Regions from separate parts of the Homo sapiens genome. Here regions 1 and 3 are each linked to region 2. Evidence: chromatin contacts called from ENCODE Hi-C or POLR2A ChIA-PET data. All regions are on one chromosome and are shown on one strand. The core of a region is the stretch at or near the end of the contact, and the rest is flanking DNA. Distances in the headings are between cores, read along the strand shown.

The links. A loop is a pair of places that touch in the nucleus more often than their neighbours do. ChIA-PET counts read pairs that join two places held with the same protein, here RNA polymerase II (POLR2A). Pooled maps may share reads with other maps.
Region 1: a map with no recorded cell type shows a loop between it and region 2 (2.2-fold over the local background). The contact joins the promoter of LINC02474 here to the enhancer-like site in region 2. A Hi-C loop is called at or near these places in 1 of 37 single-sample maps with no recorded cell type and 6 of 50 pooled maps. POLR2A ChIA-PET finds 5 or more read pairs at or near these places in 1 of 52 experiments (WTC11).
Region 3: a loop to region 2 is called in a map with no recorded cell type, with 14 times the contacts of the local background. The contact joins two enhancer-like sites. A Hi-C loop is called at or near these places in 5 of 37 single-sample maps with no recorded cell type and 8 of 50 pooled maps. POLR2A ChIA-PET finds 5 or more read pairs at or near these places in 2 of 52 experiments (activated B cell and activated T-cell).

The regions. Positions count from the first base shown.
Region 1 is chr1:221,964,811-221,968,174 of GRCh38, reverse strand. LINC02474 (long intergenic non-protein coding RNA 2474) reads right to left here and starts at 1,765. Exons shown (of 3, transcript NR_149071.1): 1 at 1,673-1,765. All of the region lies in intron 1 of LINC02257 (long intergenic non-protein coding RNA 2257), which reads left to right. RefSeq lists an enhancer at 2,079-2,691.
Region 2 is chr1:221,792,467-221,795,772 of GRCh38, reverse strand. No RefSeq gene overlaps it. Among named protein-coding and RNA genes, the nearest start is that of LINC01655, 47 kb to the left of the region's middle. Within about 2 kb of position 1,977, at least 3 of the 41 ENCODE cell types and tissues checked have a DNase peak (open chromatin) inside an H3K27ac peak, as active enhancers do.
Region 3 is chr1:221,992,100-221,995,651 of GRCh38, reverse strand. No RefSeq gene overlaps it. Among named protein-coding and RNA genes, the nearest start is that of LINC02257, 15 kb to the right of the region's middle. RefSeq lists an enhancer at 3,164-3,213. Within about 2 kb of position 1,316, at least 3 of the 41 ENCODE cell types and tissues checked have a DNase peak (open chromatin) inside an H3K27ac peak, as active enhancers do.

The DNA.
Region 1 (3,364 bases), core at 516-3,015, 170 kb before region 2:
GGTGTTTGGAAGTTCTTGTGTGCTGGAGATGTGGCTGGGGTTTGTCTCACAGTGGAGGCAAGGAATTGCAACTTTTTTCTGTTATTGTACACCTTGAAAGTGAGGTTAATTAAGTCCTGTTGTGGGGTTTGAGGGCCAGATTCCAATTTTTGGAGTTTTATTTAATGTCAGGAGCAGATTGGGTAATAAAATGTATATTGAGAATAAGACGGCCTTTTGACCTTTTAGGGTCTAGGGCTGTAAAGCATCTCAGGGTTGCTGCCGAATGAGCCATGAACTGGGCTCGGTTTTTATATTTGATGAAAAAGAGCCTAAATGCTTCTGATTTGGGATAAAGAAAAAGGTGCATTAACCTTGACTATGCCTTTGGCTCCAGCCACCTTTTTAAGAGTAAATTGCTAGGCAGGTGGGGGAGGGGTAGTCACTGAATGAAACTGTAAGCCGGAGCAGGTGTGAGGAGGGGAGGTGATAAAAAGATTATAGGGTGGAAGAGCGGAGGCTGAGGAAGAATTAGGACCTAGTTCGGCCTGGCGAGGAGGGGAGAGGTCAGATGGGTCTGTAGAAAAGGAAGATTAGAAAGACTCAGCGACGCTTGGGGTTGGCACTGAGGGGACAGGCGGGAGGGAAAGAAGGAAGATTTGGGACGAGTTGCACTGGGCACAGAGACTAGGAAGGGACTGATGTGTTAAAGAATGCCTGGACATAAGGCACCTCAGACCATTTGCCCATTTTACGACAAGAATTATTTAGACCTTGTAGGATGGAAAAATTGAAAGCGCCATTTTCTGGCTATTTGTAACTACTGTCAAGTTTGTACTGGGGTCAAGTGGCATTGCGGAAGAAAATAAGATGCTTAGATTTTAGGTCAGGTGAGAGTTGAAGAGGTTTTAAGTTCTTAAGAATACAGGCTAAGGGAGAAGAAGGAGGAATGGAAGGTGGAAGGTTGCCCATAGTGAAGGAGGCAAGCCCAGAGAAAAGAGTAGAGACACAGAGAAGGGGTGGGGGGTTCTTGCTCTCCAGAAAAGCAGAGAAAGGGTTGGGGCACGGAAATAAGGGATTGGGACACAGAGATAAGAGGTCAGGGTGCAGAAATAAGGGATTGGGGCACAGAGATAAGAGGTCGGCGTGTGGAAAGAAGGGATTGGGCGTTCTTGCCCCTTAGAAAAGTGGGACTTACCGCTAAGGGTGAAGGAGAAGGGGTTGACGGGTACTTGCCCCTCCCCCAGAAAAGCGGGACTTGCTGCTAAGGGTGAAGGAGAAGGGGTTGAGGGGTTCTTGCCCCTGCCCCAGAAAATCAGAGAAGGGGTAGAGACATGGAGAGAAGGGGTTGGGGTACTTGCCCTTCCCCCAGAAAAGCGGGACTTGCCGCTAAGGGTGAAGGACTAAGGCAGGCGTCCCTGCATGGTCTGACACCTTTGAAACGTTGGTGAACAATCAGAGAGGTGTCCCTGCAATGATTAAACACTAAGGGAAGGCTGCCTTCCCAGTCCGTGACCGGCTCCGGAGTTTTGGGTCCACGGATAAAACGTGTCTCCTTTGTCTCTACCAGAAAATGAAAGGAATTGAAATTAACAGAAGGGAGAGATTGAAGTGTGGCACCAAGATTGAAAGGAGAAAGAGGTTGAGGGATAGTGAGGGAAGTTGGAGAAGAGAGTAAAAAGAGGCCGCTTACCAGATTTGAAATTGGTGAGATGTTTCTTGGGCTAGTCGGTCTGAGGACCTGAGGTCGTAGGTGGATCTTTCTCACGGAGCAAAGAGCAGGAGGACAGGGGATTGATTTCCTGAGGCAGGTCCCCCGATCCGAGTCACCACACCAAATTTCATGCACATCTGTGTGAAGAGACCACCAAACAGGCTTTGTGTGAGCAACATGGCTGTTTATTTCACCTGGGTGCAGGTGGGCTGAGTCCGAAAAGAGAGTCAATGAAGGGAGATAGGGGTGGGGCCGTTTTATAGGATTTGGGAAGGTAATGGAAAATTACAGTCAAAGGGGGTTTGTTCTCTGGTGGGCAGGGGCGGGGGAGTGGGGGCACAAGCTGCTCAGTGGGGGAGCTTCTGAGCCAGGAGAAGGAAATTCACAGCGTTAATCACTCAGTTAAGGTGGGGCAGGAACAAATCACAATGGTGGAATGTCATCAGTTAAGGTCGGGCAGGGTCTTTCACTTCTTTTGTGATTCTTCAGTTACTTCAGGCCATCTGGGCACAAGTCACAGGGGATGCGATGGCTTGGCTTGGGCTCAGAGGCCTGACAATAAGTTGTCTCATTGTAAAATAAGGTTAATAATAAATAATAATAATAATTCACATTGTAATTACAAGCATTCAATGAAATGGTGCATATAAAGCGCTTAGCACAGTGCTAGGTGCATGTGGCTAACACTCAATTAGTGGTAGAGATGATTAATAATATTGTTACCCTGAAAGTAACAGAACTAAACAGAAAACTGGGGGAACATTTTCAGGGCATTCATGCTTGTGATATCTCCTTCACTTGTGTAAAATATGAAGACGTTTCCTCTGTGTTCCTGAACTGTTGGGGTTTTGTTTTCTGTGCCCCAATAGGAATATTGCCTATTTCTCAGTGTTGTGCAGATTTTAAAAGATAACACAGGCAAAGAGCCTGACAAAGAATAGGTGCTCAGAACACATTATTTTATCCTTATTTCCTCATTGGATTTACCCTTTGAGCTGCCTGCTCAAATCATGGTGTTGACAAAATGAGTCAAACTCTGTAAAATATTTCAAGAGTTTTATTCTGAGCCAAATATGAGTTTCCATGGCCCATGAAAGAGCCGTAAGAGATCTTGAGAACCTGTGCCAAAGGTAGTCAGGCTACAGCTTGGTTTTATACATTTTAGGGAGACACAATACATTAGATGTCGATCTAATTTATTAATTAATATACATTAGATGTCGATCACTACTTTTAAGATGACATGGGTTGTGTCTGGAAAGGTGGACAAATCAAAGGTGTGGGGGGACTTCCAGGTCTTAGGTGGATTCAAAGATTTTCTGATTGGCAATTGGTTGAGTTTATCAAAAGGCCTGGAATCAATAGAAGGGAGTGACTGAGTTAAGATAAGGGGTTGAGGAGACCAAGGTTTTTATTATGCAGATGAAACCTCTAGGTAGCAGGCTTCAGAGATAATAGTAAATGTTTCTTATAAGACTTAAAAAGGTGCCAGACTCTTAATTCTCTCCTGGATCAGGAAAAAGACCTGGAAAGGGAAGGGGATTCTCTATAGAATGTGGATTTTTCCCACAAGAAACAACTTTGCAGGGTCATTTCAAAATATGTCAAAGAAATATATTTTGGGGTAAAATACTTCTATTTATTTCAGGGCCTGCCATCTGTCATGTTGAT
Region 2 (3,306 bases), core at 728-3,227:
ACAGACATCTTACATCAGGGACAATATGTTAGGGGAAGGATAGTACTGTGCCATGCAGAGAATATGGGCTTGGGGTCTGGGAGCTTGGGTTTGGGTCCTGACTCTGCCTTTCCAGCTGTGTGGCCCTAGGCAGGTTCCTCACATGTAACACGGGGTGGTTGTGAGGATTGAATGAGAGATGTGTGGTAAGGCAGCCAGCACACCACTTAGCACAGAAAACTTCCCACTTAGTCACAATCTTCCTCTGGTCTCAAAGACTTCGCCCACACTGTCTCTATACCCTTTTGCTTCCATCCATAAGCTTCTAACAACTTCTTGGCATTGGTTTAGTCTCACAATGGACTGTCAGATTGGTTGTATATGTAATTTGTACATTTTTTTCTGTCCTTGTGTTTTATTTCCTTGACATCCATTTCAACTTACAAGCCCCATTGTATTTAAACTTGTTCAATAGATAAAAATCATTTATTTATTCAGTTTTTACTCTGTGTAAGACACTGTGGGAGATAAAAGATGGATTAAATATAAACTAACTCTGCCTTCAATGAGCTATTAGTACAGACCATTGTGTCCTCATTGGGCCACTTTACAGGGATAAAACCTATCTGAATGCTCTAAAGATTCAGGGGAGGGAGACATCATTTCTGAACCATTAATCATAAAGAGGCTTCAGAGTCCAGACCATAGATGAGTGGGTCTGGAAGATTAGGTAAACAGGAGTATCAGATATTGCAGCTGAATTTTTTTAAAGTTTCAATGATAATTAACATGAGACATGTTTAGAGAATATTCAAGGTCCACCATGGCCAGAATCTAGGATCCATATACGAGGATAGTGGGAGATGTGCTAGGAGCCACAAATGTGGCAAGAGAATGAGCTGTTTTCTATAGGTGAGTGGAAAGCTTATATGATGAGATTTTTCTTTACAACAATCAATTTACCCTTAGCAGGCAATTTGGGTTGAAAAGGGAAGCTCCAGGAGGGGTGGAAAGTATTTGGAAGACTACGCTAATAGTCTGGGATTACAGCAACAGGAGCTGAACTGGGGCACTAGGGTGAAATGGAAAGGAAACAGAGGGATGGAGAATCCCAGACATCACTCAGGATGAACCAACAGAACTTGGCAACTGATTCATTTTGTAGAGCATGTATTTGTATCATCTGTGTAAGGGCACCCATTAACTTCCCCAGCAAAAGTCCCTTTAGCCTAGCCTGTGATTACTGACAGGGCCTCAATTCAAGTCATCCTCTTCTCTCTCCACCAATATAATTGCATGTAATTAAAACTTGATGTAACGTGGTTAGCCCAGAGCAGATGGGTTATTTCCCTGCCACCAGCATGACATCAGAATTTGGTTATGATAGTTTGGAACTCCCCACAAAGGAATCAGGTTAAACATTCTGAACAATGGCATTGTTCCCTTGAGCCAGGAGACTACAGTCTCCTGTGTAGGAGAGCGTTTGAATTGGTAGGCATGTTGTTGGGGGGTGTGTATGTGTGTGTGTGTGTGTGTGTGTGTATGTGTAAAGGAAAGTTCAGTCACTTTTCTCAGGGGCAGGATAGAGCCAGTGCTCCAGCCTGGTACTTTCAGACATGGTTCCATGACAATTCCAATAGAAAGCAGCCTCTTTTCACTGCTTTTGAGCTCTCTCCCCAAGAGGCAAGATCCTTTCTGGATCAAGTTAACACTGGAAAGGAGGCTTTGGAAATAGGGCAAGAAGAGTAGTGAGAGAGAGGAAAAAAGGAGGAGAATAGAGGCTAAGGCAGGCAGGAGGAGGGATAGAGAACTAGAGAGGAAGAGATGAAAGGAAAAAGAGAAGAGGGAGAGAGCACAGAGGTGGGAAAGGCAGAAAATGCCGGCTTGATCGGTAGAGGAACTGATACAGGCTTGAAGTGGAGAGAAGCTGCCCAGGAAATGCCTGAGACCTTATGAATGACAAGTGGTCACAGTCTACCACCTCTGCTCATGTGATCTCACCCCCTTGCTTTTATTTTTATTTCTTCACCCTGACTGCTTTGATCTCTTCTTATTTCTCCCTCTTTCCCCATGCATTTTTCTTGTCTTATCTTCCTCCTTACCCATGATTTAGTCCTAGAAAATCCAGGCTCTTTCTGCTTGGTCTATGACTTGAGGTTTGGGCTAAAATTGCTGCTGAATACTGAGCCAATGACTGAGCCCAAAGAAACCTCCAAGTCCTAGTCTCCCTCCCTCCTCACCACATTGACCTTCTCCAAAGGCTGACTCTGCTCTGTGCAGCTTGAGTCACGTGGCTCAGAGGTAACCTTCCTGTCAGCAGAGCTGCCTTGGCCTTACCAAGTGTACACATGTGCACTCTCACCTGTCTCTGACGTCCAGGCAGCCCTAGGCATGGCTTTTCCCTTAGACATTCCAATATAGTCTCCCTTATTTCTATACCTTCTTCTGATATAGGGACTAATGCTCACAGTCTTTCAGGAAAAATAAATTGTTCTGCCACCTTCATGGATCAGGCCAGTGGGCAGAAGTTACGTGCCTCAGCCAGTGATGCCTGGGCTAGTGAGCAGCAGACTTGCAGACAGAGCATGTTCATCAATTTCATGTTCATTGCTAAGCCCATGTTTGTCCCACATAAAACGGACTCTTGTCAGATAATGTTAATGGGAGTGGGAGATAGGGAGGTTCATCCCAAGGAGAGCATGTGCTTTACTAATGGAAGCACCAATATACGCATGGCATGCATTTCTCTATTGGCCCATTCATTTGTCAAATAAACATCTACTGAGTATCTACCATGCACCAAAATATGTGTCGGACACACTGAATATAAAAATCAATTGACAGAGTTCCCCGCCTTCAAGAAATAACACAGTTTTATAGGATAGGCAGATGTGAAAACAAATTATTAAAACACAGTGGAGAAGAAAAGTGATGAATTATGAAGGCTAGATGATAGGTTAGCTCTTAGAGAAAGAGTGGCTTATTGCCTAGCATGAAGAAAGTGGACTCCAGGCAGAGAACATAACCTATAACATACCAGAAGATACAAGAGCCTGGGCTATTTACACGTGAAGGACAAACTTATTGTGGTTCTATCACAAGGGTATGTGTGTGGTTGATGGAAAATGTGTGTGGTTGATGGAGAAGAGGATAGAAATCTAGATAGGAACCAAGTTATGAAAGGCCTTGTATGCCGAATTCATTTGGGATTTGTACTGGAGACAATGGGTGTCACTGAAGAATTATGAAATATTAGATGATCACATAAGAAATCTCAAATCTGGAAATCACAACAGTCCAAGCAATGGAAATAGAAAATAAAGTAAG
Region 3 (3,552 bases), core at 67-2,566, 200 kb before region 2:
TGTCCAAGGGGGTTTCCTTAGTGCAGAGCCACCTGTAGGGTGAATCAAGGTGACAGCAGAGCCCAGAGGAGGGGCCATGCCCTCGTCACTGCTGGCTGAGCCACTCTTGACCCAAGGTACTGTGACCCTTCTTGGTTCTGAGTCCCTCAGTCTCCTAAAATCTCTAGCAATTATCTTTTCTTTTCTTACTGCAGCCTCCACTCCTGTCCCTGGGCATGTCCTAAACACTGGCCATTGTAGTATTAATCGCACAAACCAAGCAAGTCTAATTTACAAAACAAGCCATTGCTTAGTGGAGGAGACTCGGCCAATGTGCACATCGCAGCATCAGTCCCTATTTTTCACAAACTAACCCAGTTAACCCAGTTAACTTCTCTCTGCCCATCCTGCTAACTAGATAATGGATACTCAGTGAGTGCAGCCCTAACTAAACATTAGATTGTTAGTCAGACTGGAATGTTCCTCCGTCACATACTTGAACAGTGTTTTCAGTTTGGGGTTATCCACATGATCCATTTCTCATTATCACGGACGACAAAGACCCAACTGTGTTCATCAGCATATGAACATTACTCACACACACTCATTTCATAAGCAAGAAAACACAGAGAAAGGAGAAAAAAAAAGATTAAAATAAGTGCAGTAAGGAGTGGGAGGCTTGGAGAATGAATCAAATAAGAGATTGTTATAACTGGAAGAGACCTTAAAGGGAAGTCTGTTCTTCTAAACCCATCATTTTATAGTTTCTTTGTTTTTGTAATAAAAAGACAAAGCAAATGAGGCTAAGCCAGAGATCTAGTAAGTGGCAGAGAAGGAACCAGAACTCTTCTGACTCTTCTAGGTTATCTAACTCTTAGTGAGCTGTGCATTAACCTTGTCGCCCGTCTAAGTAATGGGAGGAAGAATAGGTACTGGTTGAGAGTCAAGTTGAGAAGTGAGTTCTTTGATAGAGGTGAAGATGAGGCCAGTTACTTGGGTCTCAAACTGAACAGGAAACACCATCATTTCCATTTTCTGATCACTTTTAGAGTCAGTGCAACTCTAAAAGTCAGTGCAACTCTAGGAAGTGGGTGTACCATCTCACTCTTTCCACATCCTCTTGGCCTCCCTTTGGACTCCATGGGGCTGTAGGATGGTGCTGTGTTGATCTGCACCTCAGTGAAAACACCTCTCTGCCATCAACTTCCAGTTTGTCCCTACAGCTTTCCTGACTCCACAGTGGGCTACCTGGATTTAAGCCCTGCCTTCCCTGAGGTCTGCTGTGCTGGAAACTCTCCTGAGCATCATGACTCAAACCATGCAGCCTAAAAGGACCAGTATATGAGTCAGCTGATTCTCTTCCCCTTTCAGGCAAGCAGTTGATGTCTTAGAACCCTGTTCTTTTTCTAACTAGCATTAGAGGCCTGGTTAAGCGAGAACAGCTCTTTCTTCTGTTAAGAGGATATATATTCGGGAGGGTCCGGAGACATTTGAATCAAGACTCCCTAGTTCCTTCCCAAAGGAGATAAGAATCCCCATTGGGCCTTGAAGCTTTGAGGACCAGGTCTGTTTCTGAAGCATTCTTGTAAAAAGGTACAAACCTTCAGGTCTAGTTTAAATTCATTTCTATTATGTAGCCCCAAAGATCTTGGCTCAGGGGTTACTTTAGACCTCCCGATAGCTCTCAGAATTCCAAGCATATGCCCTATGGGCTTTCCTAGGTCTTCTCCATGTACTGAAATGTCAAAGACAGGGAAGCAAGAGCTTGGCTCATGTCCTCATCATCTCTCTTCTGGGCTACTGCTGTCATTTTTTCACTGGTCTCCTTTCCCCAGTATCATTTCATGAGTGCCTGCAAATGAGTAAATGAATGAACACAATCTCACTCTTTTCTAATTCATCCTTTCCACCAGGGGTCTCCAATCCCTGGGCCATGGACCAGTATCAGTCTATGGCCTGTTAGGAACCAGGCCTCACAGTAGCAGGTGAGAGACAGGCAATCAAGCAAAATTTCATCTGTATTTACAGCTGCTCCTCATCACTGGCATTACCACCTGAGCTCCACCTCCTGTGAGATCAGTGTTGGCATTGGATTCTAATAGAAGCATGAACCCTATTGTGAACTGTGCATGCAAGGGATCTAGGTTGTGTGCTCCTTATGAGACTGTAATGACTGAGGATCTGTCACTGTCTCCCATCACCCCTAGATGGGACCTTGTAGTGCAGAAAAACAGGCTCAGGGCTCCCACTGATTATACATTATGATGAGTTGTAAAATTATTTCATTATATATTACAAGGTAATAATAATAGAAATAAAGTGGACAATAAATGTAATACACTTCATTCATCCCTCCAATCCGGTCTGTGGAAAAATTGTCTTCCACAAACCTGTCCCTGATGTCGAAAATGTTGGGGACCACTGCTTTACACTGTTGTTAAAGAAGCAGCTTTAAAGGGCAAAAATCAAGTCAAGTTGCTCCCATTTCCATAGCTCCTCAGTCCCTAGAGCACAGCAGCCCAGAAGAGCATCTAGAACATTTGGAGTTACCTGTCTTCCAACCTTATGTCCTGAGACTGCCTGTGTCTGCCTTTACGTTGTGACCACTAGTGTAATCCAAACTCTCTGATTTTGTTCTTTTAGCTCCTTCTACTCGGAGAAACTTCCCCTTCACTAATGGGAGACATCTTTGTGATTGTTTAGGGTCCAGGTAAAATTTCACATCTCGAAGAGGGAATGCTATAGAATCCAATACACCTTGGCCTGATCACTGCCCCATCATGTGCTAACTCTGTGGACACAAGGGAATGTATTACTCTCTTCATGCCCAACTTTGCTTAGCTTTATATTGTGGAAAACAATATCTACCTCTTAAGATTAATGTAAGGATTGTTAAAAAATGAACTTAGGCATATTAACATTCTAATGAGTTTGAGCATTCAGCATTTCATGACCTGGGCAGCATTAGACCACAAGTGGTTTGGCACTCCACTGAAGGGGTGCGAAGGGGATACTTTTATACGGTGTTTGTGAAAGAAAGACAGAGGAAGCATTTGATTGGTTAAAATGGAAAGTCCCTAGTTAGAGATTAGTTGGTGGTTTCTGATTGGTAAAGTCCCTAGTTAGAAGCTACTTGGTGATTTCTGATAGGATAAGCTTAAGCTTTGTTTCACTGTTTACATTGAGTTGGGTTTTGGTTTGCTTAGGAAGAGACCCAGGGTGCTGGAGTTTCTGCAGCCTACTGGCCTCCTATTAAGCATTTTCATAGGATAAATACATTTATGTACATAAAGCAACTAGCTTTGTACTTGGCAAAATAGGTGAATAAGCCATTTAATTTTTTATCCCAATAAGCCATAGTTTCCTTTTTCTTCCTTTTTATTCTTTGAAGCCCTTTTCAAACTCTCAGTGGGGGTTAACTCTCCTCTGTGCTGCCATTCTCCAAGGAGCCATTTCTCTTGCTAGATGGTATGCTTCACAGGCCGGTACCTTGTCTTATCTTTTGTATTCCCAGTTCTAGCTCAGTCTCTAGCCCAAGGCAAGTAAGAACTCCATTAAAAAACTGAAATAGTA